2 separate regions of the Homo sapiens genome follow, and region 2 is linked to region 1. A link is an interaction called in ENCODE POLR2A ChIA-PET data of the cell type or tissue named here. Cell type or tissue: CD4-positive, alpha-beta T cell. All regions are shown on one strand. Each heading gives the region's core, and the rest is flanking DNA. Links, peaks and the distances in the headings are about the cores only.

Region 1 (5,367 bases), core at 107-5,106:
CTGAGGAAGCGGAGGTGGCGAAAGGAGAGACAATACGAGCCCGAAGTACAATTAAGGGGCCAGAGCCGCTCGTCTCTCCCCCGCCCTCCCTGCCCGACTGCGAGCTGTCTGGCCTCAAACCTCAGGGCGACACGCGAACCTGGAGCCGGAAACTCAGCCCGTGGCAGAGGGAGTCAGAGGACTCTGCATCCAGAAAACAGAAGCAAAGCGCCCTTCCAACTTGGGGACGCCTTAACCAGCCCCTCTCAGTTGCAGATAACCCAATGAATGAAAGTGCAAATTCCGCCGTTTTTCCCGATTTTTTTTCCAGCCTTGGGAAGGAGAGCTCAGGGTTTGGGGCGTCTCAGACAGAAAGGCAAACCGCATCTCCTGAGGCAGACAGACCCACAACATGAGTGTGAGCCTGAGATCACATACAGGTTCAACATTTCCCGAGGCCTCTTTGCCAGGCCCGGCGGGCGCCGATCTCCCTACCTTCTCTCCCTCCAGGGCCTCAGGCAGAGAGACCCAGAAGACTCTGTCCCTCTGGTTTGGTCCAATCCCGCTTCGGAAGCGCCTTCGTTACCTGGTCCTTCGCTCCCCACGGCCATAGATACAGGACAGGCGGCTCCCGCCTGGGGAGGGAAGCCCCGGCCACCACGGCCGCCGCCGCCCGCCCTCCTTCCCTCCCTCCCTCCTTCTCGCCCTCCCTCTCTCTCCCTCCCTCGCGCGCTGCCGCTCGCGGGGCCCTCCCGCGGGCAACCTGGTCTGGACCAAATCCAGGTATATCCGAAAGAGAGAAAAAAGAAAGGACCTTTTACGCGGAAAAGAAAAGACAGAAAGACCTTCCATTGCATTTATTTTTCATGCTGTGACCATTGGTCGGCCTCAGTTCAGACGTCCCGGACACGGCCCGGCAGCTGCAGAGGCGTGCAGGGCCTGCAGCCTCTCCCACGCTGACCGCCGCGCCCCGCGCGCCGCTTGCTCCACACTCTGGGCCGCCGCCCCCAGGGCAGCCCAAACACCCAGCAGACCTCAAGGTCCTTTCTATAGACTCAACATGCGGTTGCCCGCCTCGCCGCCGGCCACAGCCCGGGAGCCCGCTCTGCTCTGTCTGCGGCCAAAGTCCATACACAATCCACCTTGCCGGTGCTCTCGCACCCTGCCCGAACACCCCTTCTGGCCACGCAGCCGTCCGGGCCACACTCGTGCTGCGGTCCAGCCCAGGACTTCGAACCTCGCCCCCTGCACGACCCACACAAAGCCCTGAGCCCTGGCGTTCCCACCCGAAGCCCCCAGTCCCCGCTGCCGCCGTCTTCTTCACCTGTTCTCGGGAAGGGCTGCATCTCCGAGCCGAAGTCAGGCCGTGGGCCGGGGCGAGGTCCCAGAGAGGCCACAGCGGATCTGCCAGGCTGAGCCGGAGCCCCAGCAGCCGACGAGAGATCTCAGAGACCAAGGCTCGCCTTGGCGAGCTCTTGCCTTTTCTTCCTCCCGCAAGTCTCAAACATTCATACACTGAGAGTTCAGCTCTATAAATCCTGCTCCTCTTTCCCATATCATAATTAAAAAAAAAACAGTAGGGGAGGTTTTAACTTTTATTGCGATTTCTGGAGTTGGGCTGCGGAGCATATATTAAGTTTACGCTTATGCGCTCTCGGCGGGGAGGGTCCTTTAAGAAATAAAAATCCATCTTAATATCCACAGACGAGAGAGATAATTTTTTCTCTTCTCTTCACGCTGTTCCTTCTGAAGACTCCCTTCCGGCGAAGGGAATAAATAATTACCATCGCCTTAGCCATGATCCACGGCCTTGTGCCGGGGGTGGACTCTGACCACCAGACTGGTCCTCACCTTGGCCCTATGAGACCTCGCTCCATTTCTCTGCATTTGGGGAGGAGACACCTCAACCCCTGGCTCTCTGACCTCCCACACATAAGCCCAACAGCTCTGAAACGGAAATGGGGGCACAGAGACCCAAAGCACAGAAGTCGTTCATTAGTGAATTTCGGCCCATCAGGGACTCTATCTCCAAGCCAAATGCTCCTGAGCACCCAGTCCCTGCCTGGGACACGCTTTGCCCCAACTGACTGTGTGCCTGGGGCAGCCTGAAGACTCAAAGGCTGCTAGGAGCTCCCAAACTAGGGGAATCCCTTGCCTGCTTCCCACCAGCTGGCCTGACTCTCTGGAAACTTCCCCATTTCCCTGGGAGCCATAGAGAGGTTTGAATACTTCTCTCCAAGAGAAGAAATTTTTTCTCTCACAAAGGGATGGGGGACAGACAGACCAACAATCCAGCTAGGGAGACAGGAAATTCTATTCCCATTTTCTCCTCCAGCTTCCTTGGGAGTCAAAACAAATATGTTCGCATAAGAGAGGGGAAAAATAAATGTGTATGCGTATAAATACATACAGGGTATTTAAGAGAGCCTAGGGGAGACAGAAACAGAGCCCTACACTCATACAAGGTCACATATATCCCTCCCAGCAGATGACTGTGAGAATATAGAACTCTGTATATATTTTGTTACAGGGACATAATTTTGTTTCCCTGTCTAGACGTTTATAATGTTTTAATAATCATAATAATTTCAAAGTAAGAGAACCAAGAACCTGACCTTCTTTTGGCTTCTCTTCCCCAGTATCTCTGAGAACAGGGGTGTATCTCCTCAGTCTCCATAACCCCTCCCCCATTTATTCCCCCCCCCCCAACTCCGCCCGCAGGCAGGCAAAGAAACCTCTTTTGAGAACTTTCTCTGTAGCAACCAGGGCCAGAATTGAAGAACCAAGGGGGAAAGGATGAGAGGAAGCTTTGCAAAGTTTCACACTGCTCAGATTTTCCTCTACCCCATTCTCCTCCCCTCCTCCCCCTGGCATCAGCCAACAACCTTTCCACCAACATAGCAATGGTGGGCACGGGCAGCCTCTGTTCACCCAGATGTTTCCACATAGTGCAAAGACAGGCAGCTGCCTGACAGTCACAGCCACAGAAACTGAGGCCTTCAGGCCACAGACGACTAAACAGAGACCAGAGTCAGGTTTTTGCCCTGATGTTTCCCAGTTGCGTGCGTGTGCGTGTGTGAGGGGTTCTACTTGGACTTTGATGGCTTTCCTCTAACCTACCAACACCCCAAACATGTCCTTCCCCTGGAGATGGAGCTATAGAAGGGGAAGGGGAAAGGGCTGGGCTGGCGCTCAGAGTTCCCCAACTCTTGGAACCTCCAGGTACCCCACTTTTCTAAGGAGAATCTTGAGCCCCAGTCGACTGGAGGTGGTAGGTGGGAGAGGCTAACCATTCCAGAGACCGTCTTCTCTTTCTGTGCTCCTCTTTCTGCTAATAATTCTGCCCCACCCTGCTGCCCAACTGAGCTGGCCCGCCAGGCCACCTCTTACTCAAACTCCTGAATTTCCTTGGAATTGGCTGGACCCTCTTTGTCTGTCTCCATCAGCTGGGCCCAGGAGACAATAGCTGCAGGAAAGACTCCTCTCCCTTAATCACAGGGATTGGGATAGGTTGAGAGGACGGCATAAAGCAGGGTTCTCCAGACTTGTTCTGCAACCCCACTCACAGCTTGTCCTCCTTGGTCTGCACCCACTTTGCCCTATCTGGGAGGGGGCAGTGGGGCAGTCCCACTGGGGAGGGTAGGAGTGGGAGAGGTGGGTTGGGGCCCTCGACGAAAACCGACTGATGTAACTCAGGCAGTTTCTTGTTGCCGAGTTCAAAACTCAATCCCAACAACATGAAACTACCTAAGCCACAGATCAGCTGAGCGAGCAGGGCGGGAGATTCAGCTTTGCATCTATCTGGAGGAGAAGGGAAGGGGGTTGGGGAAGGAAGAAATTCAGCCCCGTCCCCCTTTCCGCCCCCACAACCTCCCTAAGGACTAGAGAGTAGACTTTGGGTTGCTGGGTGGGTAAGGGGTCTGACTGCCTTCATTAGTTTCTGGTCTAAGCAAATTGCTCAGGAAAAATCTGGTGAAATGGGACCACTGGCGGCCAAATACCTGCCCCACCCCCAGCACCGCAGTGGAGCTATTCCCCTGCATCTGGCCCTGGCCCTGGGGGAAGCTGGATCTTCCTTCCACTCTGGAGCTGGGTCCCCTGTCTTGTCCATCTGGCTCTCCTGCACTCTCCTGCTAGACTCCCTCTGATCCTCTCCCTCTCAGCTCGGTTTAGGCTTCTCAGCGAATGTGGGTAGCTGAATCATAGCCCTGTGCTCTGGAGCCACTTCCAATCAGGCCACTTGCCTGGCAAAACGTTACAGCCAGGGAGCACAGGGAACAAGAGGCTGGACGAGGCTCACATCCAAACCAGCGAAAAGCAGGAAAACCTAAGCTTCAAGCTTCAACCCTCTGTACTCCTCCTCCCCCACCAACAGACGACCAGACTGAGCAACACCTAGACCAGAGTGTCGACTTCGAGGAGACCCAAAGTGCCCGAAAAGATAAAGAAGCCAAAAACCATCAATTTATCCCTTTAACTGTGGAACCCCCATGGCAATGGGCCCGGGAGGGAAGGAGAGGGAGCTCCCAGTCGCTGCCCTCCGCTGCCAGCGGCCACTAGGAAAGCCTGGGTTCTCGGCAAGCACGGATGCCCTAAACACCTTCCTCCAGGCTCTGTCCGCTGCACGCCGGACACCTGGGGACACCGCTCATCCCCACTCCGCCGCCAAGAGAAGAACAAGAAACCGCTTCTCTTACCTTGTCGCTGCCTCCTCCTCCTGCTGCTCCTGGCGTTTCTGTTAGCTGCTGTCGAGGTTGGGGGGGCTGAGCTCCTCATGCCCCTCCAGCGGTTAAGTTTATTCCTTTCCTTGGATGGGTGGGGGGCTCTTGGGGTGACCCCCAGCAGCAGTGGGGTGCGCCCAGCCCAGCACCCCAGGCAATCAGATCCGTCTGCTCCTCAAGATTGCAGCTTGCTCTCTGCCTCTTTCCCTCCTCCAGTCACCTTTAAATGCATCTTTTACTGCAGCACCACATTATATTTGCAGATCATAAAATCCACCTCTCGCGCGCACCAAGACCGTCCTGACATTACTGTTTTATGACCTTGACTTATTGTGGTCACCTGGATAATATTTAAATCAACGTTATGGTCTCTCACTTACATTAAACCCGCCAAGAGACGTTCTAGAAAGGCTCTAGGAGATGAGTCAAACACAAAACACACACATCCACACACTCAGCCTCTTCGGGGGAGGGGTGTTGCTAAAAATCACTAAAAACAAAAAACCATCCATTTGAGGATTATGATTCTGGAAATTTATTAGGTTTTTTTTTCTCCATTAAGGAAGCTACATGCAAAAGATACAACATACAGAATATCTTTAAATAACACAACTCCCAGACAGGGACAGGACAATATTTGGGGGGGGGGGCATTCTGTCTTTGCTTT
Region 2 (5,367 bases), core at 268-5,267, 270 kb before region 1:
TAACTGGGATTACAGGCGCCCACCACCACGCCTGACTAATGTTTGTATTTTTGGTAGAGATGGGGTTTCGCCATGTTGGCCAGGCTGGTCTCGAATTCCTGGCTTCAAGTGATCCGCCTGCCTCCACCTCCCAAAATGCTGGGATTATAGGCGTGAACCACCATGCCCAGCCAGATGTCTTCTTTAAACTGATGCTAAGAAAACATAAATTGTCAGCTGTGTGCTGTGGCTCACGCCTGTAATCCCAGCACTTTGGGAGGCCGGGGTGAGTGGATCACAACACGAGGTCAGGAGATCAAGACCATCCTGGCTAACACGGTGAAACCCCGTCTCTACTAAAAATACACAAAAAAAATTAGCCGGGCGTGGTGGCGGGCGCCTGTAGTTCCAGCTACTCGGGAGGCTGAGGCAGGAGAATGGCATGAACCCGGAACATGGAGCTTGCAGTGAGCCGAGATTGTGCCACTGCACTCCAGCCTGGGCGACAGAGCTAGACTCCGTCTCAAAAAAAAAAAAAAGAGAAAAATTGCCTGACTTAACACAGGCTCTTCGTTAAAATGGATGATTTGTTGAAATGACCTGAAGGAGCCTTTGTAACCCTTAAGCTACTGATGTCTAAAATGTGCAAGCTAGATGATGCCATGGTAAAGACTGAGTCTTAATTTTATGGCTGACGTTTGGAAAATGCTTTATGACCATAATTTTATTTGGGGACAAGTGTTTTCAGTATTCTTTTAATCCTTCCATATTTTGTGAACATGATCTGCCAAAGTGGTATGTATAAATCTAAGATTCATGACAATCTACTCAAATGTTGCTGTTACCCATTTTTCTCAAGATTTACTTATGATGAAATTGCCAGGTTCTTTGTGAAAGGTGACGAGGTCTCCAAATTCATGTTTCATTACACTTAAGAGGAGTGGATGTGAGATTAACACCCACCTGAGAATGTGGTGCCTTAAGATGAGTTCAGTACATTTCCAAGGATAAAGTTGTTGGAAAACACCATCTGGAAGGCATTTTCCCATGGTGGTGCCAAATTCTGCTTTCTCATAAATCTTGAAACAATTGGATATTTAACCTCTTGCCCAGTGGTGGGTTTAGGTGTACCCTAACTAAATTTAAAGAAAACTGATACTTTTTTTTAATAGGGCAACATCTTATTCTATAAAATAGAATGCGTGTTTCTGAAAACTGATAGTTGAGAGAAGAAATTGAGTGGATTTTAATAAGAGGGTGAAAAAAAATCCAATATAAAATGATGAGATATCAAGCAAGAATTTTTGTGTTATTGCTAAATACACCAGTTTACCAGACTGATACCTTCAAGCAGTTCTGAAAATTGAGTCTTGTAGCCCACATTCATTTGTAATATATTGGTAATCAGAGCCTGGGGGACATACAACCAAATGGAATTTATAGGGCAGCCTTTATCGTCATTTAGAATGTGTATATATACAATTATTATTTTAAATATTGCGGAGGTCTCACTATGTTTGTTCATGCTGGTCTTGAACTCTGGGCCTAAGCTGTCCTCCTGCCTCAACCTCCCAAATTGTTGGGATTATAGGTGTAAGCCATGGCACCCAGCCAAGTATATGTTTTTATATTTATTTTTTTATTTTTTATTTTTTTTGAGATGAAGTCTCGCTCTGTCGCCCAGGCTGGAGTGCAGTGGTGCCATCTCAGCTCACTGCAACCTCTACTTCCCAGGTTCCAGCAATTCTCCTGCCTCAGCCTCCTGAGTAGCTGGGATTTCAGATGCCCACCACCATGCCTGGCTAATTTTTGTATTTTTAGTAGAGACGTGGTTTCGCCATGTTGGCCAGGCTGGTCTTGAACTCCTAACCTCAGGTGATCTGCCTCTCAAAGTGCTGGGATTACAGGGTGAGCCACCGCACGCAGCCGTTTTTATCTAAAAGAACAAAAGGCCCTTTACTCCCTTGCTCACTGTAGTAGGAGGTTTCGCCTGGTTTTTTTTTTTTTTAAGACAGAGTCTGCCTCTGTTGCCCAGGCTGGAGTGCAGTGGCACCATCTCCGCTCACTGCAACCTCCACCTCCCAGGTTCAAGCGCTTCTCCTGCCTAAGCCTCCTGAGTAGCTGGGATTATAGACGTGCACCGCCTTACCTGGCTAATTTTTGTATTTTTAGTAAAGATGGGGTTTCACCATGTTGGCCACGCTGGTCTTGAACTCCTGACGTCAAGTGATCGATCTGCCTGCCTCAGCCTCCCAAAGTGCTGGGATTACAGCCGTGAGCCGTTGTGCCCAGCCTCTTGGCCTGATTTTTAAAGGATCATGAACTAGAGCTGTGCTAGCCAATGGGAGAACATTTCTTGCCTCCATGCTCTCTTCTTTTAATAAAGTTTGTGTTGTCTATATGTGGCTCGTTAATGATAGGGGTGTTAACGACCATAGTTAATCTTTCTCTTCAACTCTTTCCTAATCTAGTCTCTTAAACAGACATTTAAAAAGCTTTTAACTCCTCTTGAATTGTGTGCTCATGGGCTTTTGGTGGAGGTGGAGTGATAGTTATCAGCCCATTTAACAAAACCTGAGACAGCCAGGACAGCTGTAATGTGCATCTCTATGCTGTGTTTTTGTTAAAATGCCACATGGCTAATACTTTGGAAATCATAAATCCACTGCAAGAAAACATCTTTATAGGGGATATTTTAGTTTTATGCTGTTTGTGTTACACACCTAAAACCATCAGTACTTCAAGCTCCATAAAGAGCAAGGAACATAGAGCAGATTAAAATGTTTCTGTAAGTTTGGTTTATTTTCATCTGTTTTATTTGCTGCAATAAGGCTATATAGAGGATGCTTTGAAGACAGTGCTGTAGCTGACAATTTAATCTTCACCTAAGCCACTCTCTCCCTAAGGGCCTTAAGGAGAAGTGGGAATCGTGCAAGTCTGGGCCAACTGCAACCACTCATCAATGGCATATCTAATTAATCCATGTGATAGGGAGCTTTGCATATGCGCTCTCCTCTGCTCTTTAACCCTGGCTTACTTCCTAAAGGATTTTGCTTAGTTAGGGGGCTTATAGAATTTATGTTGAAACTCTACAATGGAGAGCTCATTGATTATGCATCTTGACATTTGGTTTGATTACCATCTTTAATTCAGTGGGTAGTTCAGTGAGGCAGCTTACCAATTGGCTTTCTTTTTCTTTTTTTTTTTCTTTGAGATGGAGTTTCACTCTTGTCTCCCAGGCTAGAGTGCAGTGGCGCAATCTTGGCTCACTGCAACCTCTACCTCCCAGATTCAAGCGATTCTCCTACCTCAGCCTCCCCAGTAGCTGGGATTACAGGCACCTGCCACCACACCTGGCTAATTTTTGTATTTTTAGTAGAGATGGGGTTTCGCCATGTTGGCCAGCCTGGTCTCAAACTCCCGACCTCAGGTGATCCACCCACCTTGGCCTCCCAAAGTGCTGGGATTACAGGCATGAGCCACTGCGCCCGGCTGGCTTTCATTCTTAATAAGAAGAAAGCTTAGTGAAAGATCTAGAATTATGTGTACTTTTGCTCATAAGTGGTGATGAAAATGAAATGACTATAACAAGATAAGAAAAGCCACCAGAATTGGTATTGAGAAGTAGTGACTGCTTTGTGGGGGTAAGGCAGGAGGATTGCTTCAGCCCAGAAGTTTGAGACCAGCTTGGGCAACACAGTGAGACTGCATCTCACCAAAAAATAAAAAAATGTAGCCAGGCATGGTGGCGTGCCCCTGTGGTCCCAGCTGCTCAGAAGGCCAAGGTGAGAGGATTGCTTGAGCCCAGGAGTTTGAGACTGCAATAAACTGTCCGCACCACTGCACTGCAGCCTGAACAACAGAACGAGGCCCTGTCTCAAAAAAGAAATGACTGGAGGGATGAGAGTAGAACCTGAACTGGACAAAGCAGACAGATACCAGGGACCCTATGTGGGTTCTTCCAGCATTAAACGGTCAATGCTGAGGGCTAACCATTACCTCTTTTTTATTTGAGACGGAGTCTCACGCTGTCTCCCAGGCTGGAGTGCAGTGGTGCGATCTCGGCTCACTGCAAGCCCCGCCTCCTGGGTTCACACCATTCTTTTGCCTCAGCCTCCCCAGTAGCTGGGACTACAGGCTCCCGCCACCACATCTGGCTAATTTTTTGTATTTTTAGTAGAGACAGGGTTTCACCATGTTAGCCAGGATGGTCTCAATCTCCTGACCTCGTGAGCCACTGCGCCTGGCCTTTTTTTTTCTTTTTTCTTTTCTTTTTTTTTTTTTTTTTTTTTGAGATAGAGTCTTACCCTGTTGCCCAGGCTGGAGTGCAGTGGCGCGATCTCAGCTCACTGCAACCTCCGCCTCCCGTTTAAGCGATTCTCCTGCCTCACCCTCCTGAGTAGCTGGGATTACAGGTGCGTAACTGCCTCAGCCTCCCGAGTAGCTGGGATTACACCACGCCTGACTAATTTTTTTGTGTCTTTAGTAGAGACGGGGTTTCACCATGTTGGCCAGGCTGGTCTCAAACTCCTGACCTCATGATCCACCTGCCTTGGCTTCCCAAAGTGCTGGGATTACAGGCGAGAGCCGCTGTGCCGGCCTACCTCTTGTTTTTCTGGGTTGCCCTAGCTTGCTTGTGATGCCCTCTCTGTAATTGCTGAGGACTGATAAGTTTTTTGTTTGGTTTTTTTTTGAGACGGAGTTTTGCCCTTGTTGTCCAGGCTGGAGTGCAATGGCTTGATCTCGGCTCACTGCAACCTCCATCTTCTGGGTTCAAGTGATTCTCCTGCCTCAGCCTCCCAAGTAGCTGAGATAACAGGTGCCTGCCACCACACCTGGCTAATTTTTGTATTTTTAGTAGAGACAGGGTTTCACCATGTTGGCCAGGTTGGTCTGGAACTCCTGACCTCAGGAGATCTGCCCGCCTCGGCCTACCAAAGTGCTGGGATTACAGGCGTGAGCCACCGCGCCCAGCCTCTTTTCTCATCTCAATGGGCCTTAGGTGCTGTAATCTATAGTTATTGGTAGCTTTACCAGATAGTTCCTATGTATATTTAAGAGAGAAGGCTGAGAGCTGTTATGCCTGAAAGACTCCAGAAATTTGAGAAGCTACTCACCCTTTCCCTTGGAGATTTCCACAAGGATAAGGTTGTGTTCAGAGGCTCATCTTCTTTTCCTCTGTCATGGTATTGGGATTCTATCTTAATCACTCCATCATCCTGCCAGCCATGTCTCATTTCTCATGCTGGAAAGCTCCCTCCTCCTAAGCTCAGTGTGAACCACCAGTCTTGATGCTTTATCTGGTCTAGGCTCTAGCCCTTAAATTGTTTGACTGGCTTTGTGTTTCATTTGACCCTAATACTCCGGGTCACACTGTCTAAAAGAGAA

The links. Peaks named below come from ENCODE experiments on the same cell type or tissue, not always from the same donor. Only the 100,000 strongest peaks of a DNase experiment are listed, where the experiment ranks them.
Region 2: POLR2A ChIA-PET joins it to region 1 with 13 read pairs; 2 of 35 experiments call an interaction of 5 or more read pairs at or near these places.

Annotation. Positions count from the first base shown.
Region 1 is chr12:53,990,124-53,995,490 of GRCh38, reverse strand. MIR196A2 (microRNA 196a-2) reads right to left here and starts at 3,753; the gene lies at 3,644-3,753. It overlaps HOXC-AS2 (HOXC cluster antisense RNA 2), which reads left to right. Exons shown (of 3, transcript NR_047505.1): 3 at 1-283. HOXC10 (homeobox C10) reads right to left here. Exons shown (of 2, transcript NM_017409.4): 2 at 5,212-5,367. RefSeq lists an enhancer at 1-274. In CD4-positive, alpha-beta T cell, for the core only: no CTCF peak of the experiment used is centred there; a DNase peak (open chromatin) is centred at 120; H3K4me3 peaks cover 39 bases; H3K27me3 peaks cover 4,916 bases.
Region 2 is chr12:54,262,667-54,268,033 of GRCh38, reverse strand. The region is part of intron 1 of CBX5 (chromobox 5); the gene reads left to right. It overlaps SCAT2 (S-phase cancer associated transcript 2), which reads right to left. Exons shown (of 2, transcript NR_157844.1): 1 at 5,097-5,367. Among named protein-coding and RNA genes, the nearest start is that of SCAT2, 2.7 kb to the right of the region's middle. In CD4-positive, alpha-beta T cell, for the core only: no CTCF peak of the experiment used is centred there; no DNase peak of the experiment used is centred there.